Regions from separate parts of the Homo sapiens genome. Here regions 1, 3, 4 and 5 are each linked to region 2. Evidence: chromatin contacts called from ENCODE Hi-C or POLR2A ChIA-PET data. All regions are on one chromosome and are shown on one strand. The core of a region is the stretch at or near the end of the contact, and the rest is flanking DNA. Distances in the headings are between cores, read along the strand shown.

Region 1 (2,700 bases), core at 40-2,539, 630 kb before region 2:
TTTAATCCTCCAAGCCCCATACACCTGCCTTCTTTTTATTTTATTTTAGTTTTTAGCAATAGGGTCACCCTCTGTCACCCAGGCTGGAGTGCAGTGGCGTGATCGTAGTTCACTGCAGCCTCAAACTCCTAGACTCAAGTCTTTTGAGTAGTTGGGAGTACAGGCATGTGCCACCATGCCCAGCCTTTTTTTTTTTTTTTTTTTTTTTTGAGACAGAGTCTCACTCTGTTGCCCAGGCTGGAGTGCAGTGGTGCGATCTTGGCTCACTGCCACCTCCACCTGCCAGGTTCAAGTGATTCTCCTGCCTCAGCCTCCCGAGTAGCTGTGATTACAGGTGCGCACCATCACACCCGGCTAATTTTTGTATGTTTAGTAGAAATGGAGTTTGGCCCTATTGGCCAGGCTGGTCTTGAACTCCTGACCTCAGGTGATCCGCCCTCCTCGGTCTCCCAAAGTGCTGGGATTATAGGCGTGAGCCACCATGCCCAGGGGCCCAGCCAGCCCATTTTTTAAAAATTATCACTTTTTGTAGAGATGGGGTCTTGCTATGTTGCCCAGGCTGGTCTCCAACTCCTGGCCTCAGGCTATCCTCCCGTCTCGGCCTTCCCAAAGCATTAGGATTACAGGCATGAGCCACCGCACCCGCCTGGCCTTACACCTGTCTTCTGCTAGACCTGGGGCAGCATCGCGGGTGGTGGAGGCCCCACTTTCTGCATTTAACAGTTTCTAAAGCGGATTCTGGAGCGGGCAGAAAAAACGCTAGGGGAAGGGCTGGTCCCCTTCCCGCTGCTGGCTCACCCTCTGATAGACTTGGCCTTGGCTTATCTCCTGGAGTCCTGTTCTTTTAGCTTTTCCTGCTGAATGCATTCCAGAAACCTCTGGAGGGAGGGAGTCCCGAGCTCCTGGCACAGTGGCTGAGACCTACTTGTTGGGCAGACTAGGTGGAATGTCCCCTTTTCTGGAGCTGGGAGGAGACCTCAGAGAGTGGGACGGGGTCTTTCTTGCGGGGACCTGTGGCCACGGAGCGGGAGGGAGGCGAGTGCAGTTTCCCTCCTGCCCTCTCCTCCTGCCTTCCGGGTGCCTCTTCACGCCCTCCCTTTCCTTCCCTTCCTCCTCCTCCCGCGCTCTCTCTCCACTCCCCTCCCCCTACTCCCTCCGCTCGGTCCTTCCTATAGCTGTGCCGCCCCCCACCCCTTACCTAGCCAGAGCTGATCTTGACCTCTAGGATGGTGAGGGGGCCTGAGGCCTGGAGGCCGCCGTTGCTGGGTGCCTGGAAAAGAAACAAAACTGAAACTAATTGTACTTGTGGTGCAACTTCCGTCCCAGCCAGGGACACACCGACTCGCCTCGCACAGCCTCAGGCCCCGCCTTCCTCCCCACCCGGCCCCGTCCTCTCCCGCCAAGGCCCCCACCCCGGCAGGCAGCTGGCAGGCTTGGGCTGGAGTCCACCAGCCAGGTCGGCCTGTCAGTCCAGCCTCAGGGCTAAGTGTGTGTATGTCACAAACAGGGAACTACCTGAGGGCGGGTTCTCTGAGTAGAGGGTGGAGGGTCACAGGGTTTATTTGTGGGAAGAAATGAGAGCTCATCTGTGATTCAGAGACCAGGGTAACTAGACACATGGCCTCAGGGCGGGTCTGCAGATTTGCTAACACCTCAGGCAGGCAGGTGCCTGCAAAGCTTCAAGAGAGGCCTTTCATTCCATAAACCGTTGCTGAGCTGTAGGAGAGGCTGTGGGGGATCAGGTAAGAAGCCTCTTGCTGAGGGAACAGCACAGGCTTCCTGGAGAAGGCATCAATGAGATGAGTTTAAAGAAGGCGGGAGGATTGCTTCAGCCCAGGAGTTCAAGACCAGCTTGGGCAATATGGTGAGACCCAGTCTCCATAAAAAATTCGCTAGCCGTGCATGGTAGCGCATACCTGTAATCCCAGATACTCAGGAGACTGAGGCAGGAGAATCACTTGAACCTGGGAGGTCGAGGCTGCAGTGAGCCATGATGGTGACACTGCACTCCAGCCTGGATGACAGAGCAAGACCCTGTCTAAAAAATAAAACAGTAAGAGGGCATAGAGGGCTGGAGAACACTGAGAAGAATGTTCCTGTTCCAGGTACTGGGAGCAGCAAGGGTACATCCCCATTTAGGATGATGTGTGTGGAGAGGATACGAGAGTGTTGGCAGAGAAGCCTGCATTTTATCAAAAAAGACAAAAGAATCATTGCAGGAGATTTCCCTCAACATTTCATGAAAAAATAATTTTTATTTTGAGACAAAGCCTCGCTCTGTCGCCCAGGCTGGAGTGCAGTGGTGTGATCTTAGCTCACAGCAACCTCCGCTTCCCGGGTTCAAGCGATCCTCCTGCCTCAGCCTCCAAAGTAGCTGGGATTACGGGCACTCACTGCCACGCCCAGCTAATTTTTGTATTTTTAGTAGAGATGGGGTTTCACTATGTTGGCCAGGCTGGTCTCGAACTTCTGACCTCAAGTGATCCACCCACCTTGGCCTCCCAAAGTGCTGGGATTACAGGCGTGAGCCAACATGCACAGCCTCATTTTATGAAAAATTCAAAGCACAAAGAAGTTGAAAGAATTGCGGTGAACACCCATATCTCCACCACTTCTGTTCTACAATTATCATTTTACCGTAATTAATTCATGACATACCTATGCATGTTTGTACCTTTTTATCCACATGGCGGAATTTAA
Region 2 (2,700 bases), core at 20-2,519:
AAACAAAAACAAAAAATAAAATAAGAAAAAAAAAACACAGATTCCAGGCCATGAACGGTGGCTCACGCCTGTAATCTCAGCACTTTGGGAGGCCAAGGCGGGTGGATCACCTGAGGTCAGGAGTTCAAGACCAGCCTGGTCAACATGGTGAAACCCTGTCTCTACAAAAATATAAAAATTAGCTGGGCATGATGGCAGGTGCCTGTAATCTCACCTATCTGGGAGGCTGAGGCAGGAGAATCGCTTGAACCTGGGAGGCAGAGGTTGCAGTGAGCCGAGATCAAGCCACTGCACTCCAGCCTGGGCAGCAGAGCAAGACTCCGTCTGAAAAAAAAAAAAAAACCCACAGATTCCAACTGGGTGTGGTGGCTCATGCCTGTAATCTTAGCACTTTGGGAGTCCAAGGTGGCAGGATCACTTGAGCCCAGGAGTTTGAGGCCAGCCTGGGCTACATAGCCAGACCCCATCTCTACAAAACAAACAGACAAAAAAGAAAAGTAGCTGCTGGTGGTGGTGGTATGTGCCTGTGGTCCCAGCTGCTCGGGAGGCTGAGGTGGAGGATGGCTTGAGCCCAGGAGTTTGAGGCTGCAGTGAACCATGATGATGCCGCTGCACTCCAGCCTGGGCAACAGAGCGAGAGCCTGTCTCAAACCAGACAAGACAAAACAAAACAAAAACCAGATTTTTGGCCTCAAAGTCAGAAACTGAGGTGGGGTCTGGGAATCCTTTTTTTTTTTTTTTTTTTGAGATGGGGTCTCACTCTGTTGCCCAAGCTGGAGTGCAGTGGCACAATCTCGGCTCACTGCAACCTCCGCCTCCCGGGTTCAAGCGATTCTCCTGCCTCAGCCTCCAGAGTAGCTGGGATTACAGGCGTGCACCACCACGCCCGGCTAATTTTTATATTTTTAGTAGAGACGGGGTTTCACCATGTTGGCCAGGCTGGTCTCGAACTCTTGACCTCGGGTGATCTGACCACTTCGGCCTCCCAAAGTGTTGGGATTACAGGCATGAGCCACCACGCCCGCTGGAATCGATATTTTAACCGGAGATGAGTTTTATTGGGGTGGGGGGTGCCCCGGAGGCTGCACTGCGGGGAGATCACAGAAGGCACCTTGGGGTATTGGAGACTCTGGCCTGGGGGACTGAGGACTCCCCTTGGGTGGAGGAGGGGAGATGCAGCTGGAGAGAGGACACCTGGACACCTGCCCAATCCAGTGACGTCAGCCTCGTCTGCTGTCAGAAGGGGGCGGGGCCTCGGGGGCGGAGTCTCTCCCGCCTCAGCCCTCGGTCTAGTCTGGCCACCTTCCCAGTCTGGTGGGTGCAGGTGGGGAGAAGCCTGGGTCTGGGGGCAACAAGCGCGGGTAAGACCTGTAGGGGGCCAGCTAGGGACGCCAGCGGGGGCCGGGTGGTCGGGCGTGGCGGCCGCGGCGAAGCTGGGGGACTTGAACAGCCTGTCTCGTCTTGGTCCTGACCTCCAGGTGGCGCCGCGGTGCGCGGACCGGCGTTAAGGTCGCGTCGCCCTTGGCCTCTGGCTGGGGAAGCCCCTACGGCCTAATGGGGGTGGTGGAGGAACTGCTAGAGGGGCTCTAGGCCATAGCCGGGAACAGAGAGACCTCCCTATGTGAGCCCCCGGAGACCCTGACCGCGGGCTCTGCCGCTCCTCCCAGCACCCCTACGACATTAGCCGATGGGGGAGCCGACATTAGCGGATGGATTCTTAAACACTAAAGGGTCTCCAGAGCATAAAATGGGCACTGGTGACACTGCTTCCACGGGACGGTTAGTTTCTAGTGAAAACAGCTTCTCCACTGCGCATGATGGCTCATGTCTGTAATCCTGACATTTCGGGAGGCCAAGGTAGGGAGAACTGCTTGAGCCCAGGAGTTCAAGACCAGCCTGGGCAATATAGTGAGACCCCATCTGTCGCTTTTTTTTTTTTTTTTGAGACGGAGTCTTGCTCTGTCGCCCAGGATGGAATGCGGTGGCGCGATCTCGGCTCATTGCAACCTCCACCTCCCAGGTTCAAGCGATTGTCGTGCCTCAGCCTCCCGAGTAGCTGAGATTACAGGCATGTGCCACCACGCCCAGCTCATTTTTTTGTATTTTTAGTAGAGAGATGGGGTTTCACCATGTTGGCCAGGCTGGTCTGGAACTCCTGACCTTAAATAATCCACCTGCTTTGGCCTCCCAAAGTGCTGGGGTTACAGGCGTGAGCCACTGCGCCCAACCATGAGACCCTATTTCTAAAAAAAATAATTTTAGGCCGGGTGCGGTAGCTCACGCCGGTAATCCCAGCACTTTGGGAGGCGGAGGAGGGTGGATCACCTGAGATCAGGAGTTCCTGACCAACCTGGCCAACATGGTGAAACCCTGTCTCTACTAAAAATACAAAAATCAGCCGGGCATGGTAGTGGGCGCCTGTAATCGCAGCTACTAAGGAGGCTGAGGCAGGAGAATCGCTTGAAACCGGGAGGCAAAGGTTACAGTGAGCCGAGATTGCGCCACTGCACTCCGCCTGGGCAACAGAATGAGACTCCGTCTCAAAAAAAAAAAAAAAGAAAAGAAAAGAAAAGAAAAAATAAATAATAATTAAATTAACTGGCCATAGTGCCATGCACCTAAAAGTCCCAGCTACTTGGGAGGCTGAGGTGGGAGAATTGCTTGAGTCCAGGAGTTAGAGGCTGCAGTGAGCTGTGATTG
Region 3 (2,700 bases), core at 126-2,625, 680 kb before region 2:
ATGGGGGATGGTGCACAGCAGACCCTTCACCAAAGACAAGGGCCAGGCCCAGGACTAGGCAGGTGAGGGCTGGAGACATCTGCATCCTAGAGCAATGGAAAGAGGGCTGGTGAAGGAATCGTTCTGGAAGACAGGCGGGAGGGGAGGGGAGCTGGCCAGCTGTGGGCCCTGCTCTTCTTGTTTCCTGCAAGCAGGTGGTAAGTGAACACTAGGGCAAGGTGCAGGAAGAGACCATGACATGTTCAGGTTCTAAGCCCATCCCACTCCGTCTCACTCAGACTGACTTATCCCCGGGCAGTGGCAGGGAGTCTTCGCCCATCTTGCCCTGTGGGAATCTTGGAATCCAGTCCATCTCCCTTCCCTCTGTGTCCCGTAAAAAAGCCTTAGAAGAAAAGCAGGTGAGAAGTCATTACCACTCTCTGCCTTTGCAGCCCAGGGGGAATTTAGCCCAGACTCAATTATCAATTATCACAACATCTTTGATTTGCATAAGCTTTAAATTTGCTTTCTTTTCTTTTCTTTCTTTTCTTTCTTTCTTCCTCTTTCCTCTTTCTTTCTTTCTTTCTTCTTTACTTCCTTCCTTCTTTCCTCTCTCTCTTTCTCTCTCTTTCTTCCTTCCTTTCATTCATTTTTAGAGACAGGGTCTTGCTCTGTCACCCAGGCTGGGTGCAATGGCTCAGTCTTGGCTCCCTGCAGCCTCCGCCTCCCCAGCTGAAGCAATCCTCCCACCTCAGCCTCCCAAGTAGCTGGGAATACAGGCACACCAGCACGCCCAGCTAATTTTTGTATTTTTTTGGGAGAGCAGGGTTTTGCCATGTTGCCCAGGCTGGTCTCAAACTCCTGGGCTCAAGTTATCTGCCTGCCTCAGCCTCACAAAGTGCTGGGATTACAGGCATGAGCCACAGTGCCCAGCCTTAATTCTCTTAATGCTTTCCCAGCGATTGTTTCATTCAAGTTAGCAGGCATGAGGTGGGAAATGGGTAAGTGTCTTGATGCAGAGGGACTGAGAGAGTCAAGGTTCTTGTTACTGGGTGATGGGGTTGTTGGTGACGCCTGACCATCCTCCCTGCTCTCCTGCAGTCACCCCTAGGGCAGGGTCGACCCAAGGCTGCAGGTCCGAGGAAAAGAAAATAGAGGAATAGCGGGGGATCATGGAGGGAGGAGATTCTGGGGAGGCGAGTTCTCTGCCTTAAGCCCGAAGTAAGAGGTTGGAGGGAGTTTGCTTTTCTCCTACCTGAAGTTCTCAGAGGTGCCTTGCGATTGGCGGTTCGTCCTGCTCTGGCGGCGGCTGCTGAGCTGCAGGAATTCAGCTGCTGGAGGGGGGCGTGTGGGTCTTCTTGACAGCGCTCTTGGCCCTGCAGCCAAACACAGCTGTGCTCCTCTGTGGGCCACTGCCTCCTTTTATACCAGATGTGGGCAGGAAATAGATGAACTCATGTTCCAGCCCCACCCACTCACTGGCTCTGGGAGTCCGTCTGAACAGCCAGCGGGTCCCCCTCGACACCTCCCTCTCTGGGACTTGCTGAGGCATGTGTGTGTGTGTGTGTGTGCTGCTCTGTGTGTGTACGTGTGTAAGAGCATTCAGGAACAATTGAGCAAACCCCAATAGCCTTGGCCTGAGAACCTCCCTTGACCTTTCTGCCCTCTGCCTGTGTCTGTCTCTCCCGGATGTCCTGCCAGGTTGACTGTCTGCCATGCCGGGTGACCCAAAAAGCCTAGGACCCCTAGTGTTCAGCTTGGAGAAAAAAAAAACAGCTCACGTTGCCTGCTTTTCCTTTGGCGAACCAGGTCACTGTGGAGTTATCAAAGATAACCTCCATCAAAACGTGGAAGTTTTCCCCCAGGGCTGTCCACCCGGTGCTCTGGACCACCTCCAGGAAAGAGCGCCCCTCCCTCCTCCTGGGCCCAGCCCAACAGCCACAGGGCATGCAGCCAGCCACGTGATTGTCTAGGTTTTGTCTGTCTAGGACTTGGGCCCAACAGAGGACTCTTGGTCTTTCCCTCATCCCTGCCATGTGCCCGGCCGCCTCCGATGATACACGGCTGACTCCCCACGTGTCCAGACTCTCTCTGTGCCCCTGAGGGCTCTCTTGTGTCAACAACCTTGTCTGGCTGAGGTTGGAGGTGTGCTGGGTGGGGTGGTGGTGGCTGAACGGGACCAGGGGTTACCATGGTAAAAGCTTGGTAAGGAAACAGGAGACCAACGTGTAAGTTTCACTTCTTCGAGCTGCCCGCTAGGACTTGGGGCAGCTTGTCCTTTATCCTCTTCCTCCAGACACAGACACAAGGGGAAAAGGGATAGAAACAGAGTGTCAATTCATGGCAGGTTTGCAGGGTGTGCTTTTAGGGCAAGGGGGTGAGGGGAGGAAGAGTGACCGATAGATTCTGTGGAGCAGTGGTCCTCAACGTTTTTGGCACCAGGGACTGGTTTCATGGAAGACAATTTTTTCACAGACCAGGGTGGGATGGTTTCGGGATGATTCAAGCACATTACATTTATTGTGTGCTTTATTTCTATTATTATTACATTGTAATATATATAATGAAATAATTCCACAATTCACCATCGTGTAGAATCAGTGGGAGCCCTGAGCTTGTTTTCCTGCAACTAGATGGTCCCATCTAGGGGTGATGGGAGACCGTGACAGATCATCAGGCATTAGATTCTCATAGGGAGCTTGCAACCTAGATCCCTCACAT
Region 4 (2,700 bases), core at 1-2,500, 700 kb before region 2:
TTAATGATCTCCCAAACATATCATCCTCCAGTGCCAGGCCTATGCCCAGGGGTATCCTCCTCTGTAGTATGTATCTCCAACACCACACAGGGTATGCAGATGCCCAAATCCTATCTTCCTCTCTGCAGGCACCCAGGCATTTGGTCTTCGACATTTCTCTTTAACTTTTCTTCCTTTTAGGGTGCCTCCTGCTAAGCGCCCACTCCTCCCCAGACACCAGGTGACCAATTTCCCTCAGTTAGGGCCCCGCCACCCAGGGGGTTCCCCTAAAAGAATGTCTGCAGAACAGACAGCAAGCTGGGTCAAGTGGGATGGAAGACAGAACCCTCACTGCCCAGTGTACCCCAGCTTCCCAGTTCCGGGGGGTCTGGGCCACATCCTGGAGTCTTCTCCTTACCCCAGTAGCTCTTCTATTCATGGACATGCCCAGGCTTGGAATCCCTGGGTGTGTGGCACTGTACTAGCTTAGTAAGTGAAAAATCAGAATTCAGGAGAACTGATTTTTTTGGTGGAGGGGAAAAGAGGGGCGCTGGGGAGCCTCGTGCGGCGCTCAAATAGGGGGGTGGGGAGCAAGCAGGAAGACGGAAGGCCTGGATTCCGGAAAGAGAATGGGAAGGGGGGCAGAGAGCCCCGGAGCCCGGGATCCCAAAGCCTGGGTCCCTCGGAGAAAAACCACGAGTCCACTTCGCTTCCCTACCTGGGCCCAGCCTCTAGGCAAGCACGGCCACGAACGCAGTAGGGCGCTCCCTTTTCCGACCCGGAAACTCCCCTCCCACACCCCTCTCCCCACCCGGGTCCCCGCTCCCGCCTGTGCAGCCCGGGAAGGGGGTCTCGGTGACTGGTGACCCCCGCTCCCTCCCTCAGCAAAGAGACTCCCGCAACCCTCTGCTTCGGGCGGCTTCCCTGCAGCGGGGATCGAGGGACCCCAGGGGCCAAGACCAGAGCGCCCCTCCCGGCTCGGGACGGCCCCGCCGCCCCTTCGTCAGCCCCCGCTCGCCCTGCAAATGCGCCCCCTCCCCGCCCCTCTCCCGAATGCCACCTCCCCCTCTTCCTCCCGAGCCCGGCTCGCCCACCCGCCGAGGCAAGGGAGGCCTCTGAGGACCAGAGGGAAGACAGGGCGGTTCACCCCGAGGGCGGCCCCCGAGGACCCCCGCAGGTGCAGCCCACGCCCCTCGCTTCCCCCTCCCCTCCCTCTTCGCACAGCCTACCATCCTGCAGCCTCCGGCTCGGCGCGTCCCACTTCGGCCACCGTAGGCGCCAGTCCCACTCCCTTTCTTATCCTTTCTCCTGCTGCCCTCCCTCTCGCCCGAAGCCCCGCCCCGTCCCGCCCAGGCTCTGACTCCCGGCGCGCCACGCACTGCGCAGGCGCCGACGCCGCGGGGAGCGCGGGCGGGGCTGGAGGCGGAGAAGCGGAAACCATGGCAACCAGGTCCTTGACTGCAGCTTCTAGGAGCCCGGTCGTCATGGTAACGCGGCTGTCCTGTGGGCTGGTTGGAGGATGGGGGAGGAGGACAATAAGGTCCTCGCGCTTTGGAGCCTTGTGGGGCAAAAAGGCGGGAAAAGGGGTGAGAGGTGAATGGGACGATCATTGGAGTTCGAAGCAGCAGGCAGGACTCCTGGAAGGGGAGTGGGCCGTGAAAAGGGAGCAGGGTGGGAATTAAGTGTAGGGGAGGAGGAGTGACCTGGAAAACAGAAAGACAAAGGGTCATGAGAAAAGTATAGAACCCAAGCTGAATATCTATTGAAAGCGTGATAGATACACCCCTCTAGTTTTTTTCTTTTTAGAGACAGGGTCTGGCCGCGTCACCCAGGTTGGAGTGCAGTGGTGGGATCGTGACTCTCTGCAGCCTTGAACTCCTGGCCTCAAGCGATCCTCCCGCCTCAGCCTCCTGAGTAGCTGGGACTACAGACGCACACCGTCATGCCCAGCTAATTTTTAATTTTTTTTTAGTAGAGACGGGGGTCTTACTATGTTGCCCAGGCTGGTCTCGAACTCTTGGGTTCAAGAGACCCTCCCGCCTCGGTTTCCCAAACTGCTGGGATTACAGGCGTGAGCCACCGCGCCTGGCTTCTGATTTTACAGTAAGAGAAATGTGTAGAAAAAGAATAAAAGAGAAAAGGAGAGGCTGCTATAAAAGGCATGTAAGGAGAAGGGGGAGGAACGTGAACTGAGGCAAAAGGGGAAGAAATAAAGAGCGTCTTAAAAGGTTAACTTGGGTCAAAACTCAAAAAGGGACAGATGTCACCCAAATCTCAGTGTGAAGATGAGGTGGATGTACGTTGTAATATGGGCTTTTAAACTGAATGTGTGTGTGTGTCTACATGTTACTGGAAAAAGGGGTCCCGATCCAGACCCCAAGAGAGAATTCTTGGATCTCATGCAGGAAGGAACCCAAAGCAAGTCGTAGAGTGCGATGAGAAGAGAGAGTTTATTGAAAGCTACACCCTTACGGAGTAGGGCGTCCTCAGAAAGCAAACAGAGGAACACACTGTCTTAAGTTTTTCTTTTCTTTCTTTCTTTTTTTTTTTCTTCTTTTTTTGAGACAGGGTCTTACTCTGTTGCCCAGGCTGGAGTGTAGTAGCATGATCATAGTTCACTGCAGCCTCCACCTCCTGAGCTCAAGCGATCCTCCCACTTCAGTCTCCCAAGTAGCTAGGACTACAGGCATGCACCACCACAGCCAGCTAATAGTTGTATGT
Region 5 (2,700 bases), core at 19-2,518, 980 kb after region 2:
TTACTGAATGTGTTTGTGAAGGCTGTGCATCTGAATGTCAGACTTGCTAATGAAAAATTAAATGGAGTCCATGTTTTGGGTACGGCCCTAGGCCAACCACCCACAGCCATGTAAGGCATTTAAAATACATTGATTTCTCCCTTGAGTTCAGGAGTTGGAGACTGCAATGAGCTATGATGGCACCACTACACTCCACCCTGGGTGACAGAGCAAGACCCTGTCTCTCTTAAAAACAACAGGCCGGGCGTGGTGGCTCACACCTGTAAATCCCAGCACTTTGGGAGGCCGAGGCGGGCGGATCATGAGGTCAGGAGTTCAAGACCAGCCTGGCCAACATAGTGAAACCCAGTCTCCACTAAAAATACAAAAATTAGCCGGGCATGGTGGCGCGTGCCTGTAGTCCCCGCTACTCGAGAGGCTGAGGCAGGAGAATCGCTTGAACCCGGGAGTTGGAGGTTGCAGTGAGTCGAGATTGGCCCATTGTACTCCAAACTGGGCAACAGAGTAACACTTCGTCTCAAACACAACAGCAACAACAATTCCTTATTTCCCTGAAAAGTGTGCGCTGACCAGGAAAGAAGCTTTTTTCTCGTCCGCATGATAAACTGAACCAATCAGCTACAGATGCGAGGCTGATCCAGCTCGACTTACCCTAGAAGGAATGCAAGTTGATAATGGCCAATTACAATCAAGATCACTGCACTTCCTCATTTAGCTTTCCAAGCTGCCATTGGAACAATTTGCCAGCTGTTCCTCTGCATGCACAATAAACTCTTAAAACTTTAACTGGAGGGGACTGTTAACTTTTGACAAAATCCAAAATGCCGCTTCACAATCACGTGAACACCTTCCACTAACAACCACGGCTCATCTCCCACTCTAACAAAACCAAGTCCAGGCGTTCACCATCCATTCATTCTTCGGACTTTGCTCCTCTCGCTGCCGAAGACTTGACACCGCCAAAAATACTCAAAAGCTGGTGCCACAGGCCCCGAGAGCCGCCGCACAAACCCGGAGCGTCCCCTGCGAGCCGGGGGTGTGCGCAGTGGCCTACCCCCCGCACCCACGCCCCCCACAACACTCGTTTCCTTCTCCCCAAACCTGCTGACGGCTCCGAATCTCCGCCAAGCCGCCTCCACCAGGGGCTGGGCTCTCCTCTCGGGGTTCCCGGGCCTGACCCGAGGTCTGTCTGGTCCGCGCCCCTCGGCGAATCACCCCTTACCGGAGGAACAGACACAACCACTCTGGCAGCCTCAGAGCCTCTCGCTGGCTCCACCTGCGCGCGCCGAGCGAAGCGTCCCAGCCAGCGGCCCCTCTAGGACCGCGGAGGCTTCACGACTCTCTTGTCAGACAAAGAGAGTGGCGCCCGCGCGAGTGGGCCCGAACCAATCAACGGCCGCCCTCCCCGCCCAGGCCAATCAACGGCCGGAGACAGCACCGAGAGAGTCACGTGATGGACAGGGCCCCGCCCCTCCTGTTTAATCGTAACATAATTTAGAATTATTCTATGATTCAAGAGCGACACAATTCGTTTCTTTGGCTGTGTGTTTGTGGAGGGGAGTAAGGTTATCAGATAAAAGAAGAAAAATGGGCCAGGCGCGGTGGCTTACGCCTGTAATCCCAGCACTTTGGGAGGCAGAGGCCGGCGGATCAGGTCAAGAGATTTAGATCATCCTGGCCAACATGGTGAAACCCCTTCTCTACTAAAAATACAAAAAAATTGCCGGGCGCGGTGGCTCACGCCTGTAATCCCAGCACTCTGGGAGGCCGAGGCGGGTGGATCACCTGAGGTCGGGAGTTCGATACCAGCCTGACCAACAATGGAGAAACCCGTCTCTACTAAAAATACAAATAAAATTAGCCGGGCATGGTGGTGCCTGCCTGTAACCCCGGCTACTCGGGAGGCTGAGGCAGGAGAAGCGCTTGAACCCGGGAGGCGGAGGTTGCGGTGAGCCGAGATTGCGCCACCGCACTCCAGCCTGGGTGACAGAGCGAGACTCCGTCTCAAAAAAAAAAAAAAAAAAAAAAAAATTAGCTGGGCATGGTGGCGGCGTGCCTGTAGTGCCAGCTACTCGGGAGGCTGAGGCAGGAGAATCACTTGAACTCGGGAGGCGGAGCTTGCAGTGAGCCGAGATCCCACCACTGCACTCCAGACTGGCGACAGAGCGAGACTCTGTCTCAAAAAAAAAAAAAAGAATATTAGATCTTAATTAAAAGGATAATTGTGTGGCTTATGTAAATTACCCCCAAAATACAGTTTTAATGTGAGTAAGGGGTTAATTTTTTTTCTTTTTTTTTTGAGACAGTCTCGCTCTCGCCCAGGCTGGAGTGCAGTGGCGCGATCTCGGCTCACTGCAAGCTCCGCCTCCCGGGTTCACGCCATTCTCCTGCGTCAGCCTCCTGAGTAGCTGGGACTACAGGCGCCCGCTACCACTCCCGGCTAATTTTTTTTGTGTGTGTGTTTTTAGTAGAGACGGGGTTTCACCATTTTGGCCAGGCTGGTCTCGAACTCCTGACCTCAAGTGATCCGCCTGCCTTGGCCTCCCAAGTTTTGTTTGTTTTTTATTTCTTCTAAACAAAACAAAACAAACAGGATACACGTGCAGAACGTGCAGGTTTGTTACATGTGCCATGGTGGTTTGCTGCACCTATTGACCCATCCTCTAAGTTCCCTCCCCTTACCCCCGACTCCCCAAAAGG

What was found. A loop is a pair of places that touch in the nucleus more often than their neighbours do. ChIA-PET counts read pairs that join two places held with the same protein, here RNA polymerase II (POLR2A). Pooled maps may share reads with other maps.
Region 1: a pooled map shows a loop between it and region 2 (4-fold over the local background). The contact joins the promoter of TRIM56 here to the enhancer-like site in region 2. A Hi-C loop is called at or near these places in 2 of 50 pooled maps. POLR2A ChIA-PET finds 5 or more read pairs at or near these places in 3 of 52 experiments (HepG2, K562 and RWPE1).
Region 3: a loop to region 2 is called in a pooled map, with 4 times the contacts of the local background. The contact joins the promoter of SERPINE1 here to the enhancer-like site in region 2. A Hi-C loop is called at or near these places in 1 of 50 pooled maps. POLR2A ChIA-PET finds 5 or more read pairs at or near these places in 2 of 52 experiments (Panc1 and WTC11).
Region 4: a loop to region 2 is called in a pooled map, with 3 times the contacts of the local background. The contact joins the promoter of AP1S1 here to the enhancer-like site in region 2. A Hi-C loop is called at or near these places in 1 of 50 pooled maps. POLR2A ChIA-PET finds 5 or more read pairs at or near these places in 2 of 52 experiments (AG04450 and BJ).
Region 5: a loop to region 2 is called in a pooled map, with 4 times the contacts of the local background. The contact joins the promoter of ZNF789 here to the enhancer-like site in region 2. A Hi-C loop is called at or near these places in 1 of 50 pooled maps. POLR2A ChIA-PET finds 5 or more read pairs at or near these places in 3 of 52 experiments (Caco-2, activated T-cell and naive thymus-derived CD4-positive, alpha-beta T cell).

The regions. Positions count from the first base shown.
Region 1 is chr7:101,084,070-101,086,769 of GRCh38, reverse strand. TRIM56 (tripartite motif containing 56) reads right to left here and starts at 1,289. Exons shown (of 3, transcript NM_030961.3): 1 at 1,199-1,289. RefSeq lists enhancers at 1,679-1,728, 2,432-2,700.
Region 2 is chr7:100,449,405-100,452,104 of GRCh38, reverse strand. No RefSeq gene overlaps it. Among named protein-coding and RNA genes, the nearest start is that of SPACDR, 14 kb to the left of the region's middle. RefSeq lists a silencer at 1,216-1,315. Within about 2 kb of position 1,269, at least 35 of the 41 ENCODE cell types and tissues checked have a DNase peak (open chromatin) inside an H3K27ac peak, as active enhancers do; they include Panc1, where a contact is called at or near this core.
Region 3 is chr7:101,125,779-101,128,478 of GRCh38, reverse strand. SERPINE1 (serpin family E member 1) reads right to left here and starts at 1,375. Exons shown (of 9, transcript NM_000602.5): 1 at 1,235-1,375; 2 at 1-86. The coding sequence starts at 85. RefSeq lists enhancers at 1-159, 160-939, 1,720-2,499.
Region 4 is chr7:101,153,026-101,155,725 of GRCh38, reverse strand. It overlaps AP1S1 (adaptor related protein complex 1 subunit sigma 1), which reads right to left and starts at 1,250. Exons shown (of 5, transcript NM_001283.5): 1 at 1,209-1,250. The coding sequence starts at 1,211. RefSeq lists enhancers at 344-844, 1,164-1,458 and a silencer at 1,269-1,508.
Region 5 is chr7:99,471,458-99,474,157 of GRCh38, reverse strand. It overlaps ZNF789 (zinc finger protein 789), which reads right to left and starts at 1,268. Exons shown (of 5, transcript NM_213603.3): 1 at 1,102-1,268. RefSeq lists enhancers at 979-1,268, 1,559-1,648, 1,869-2,028.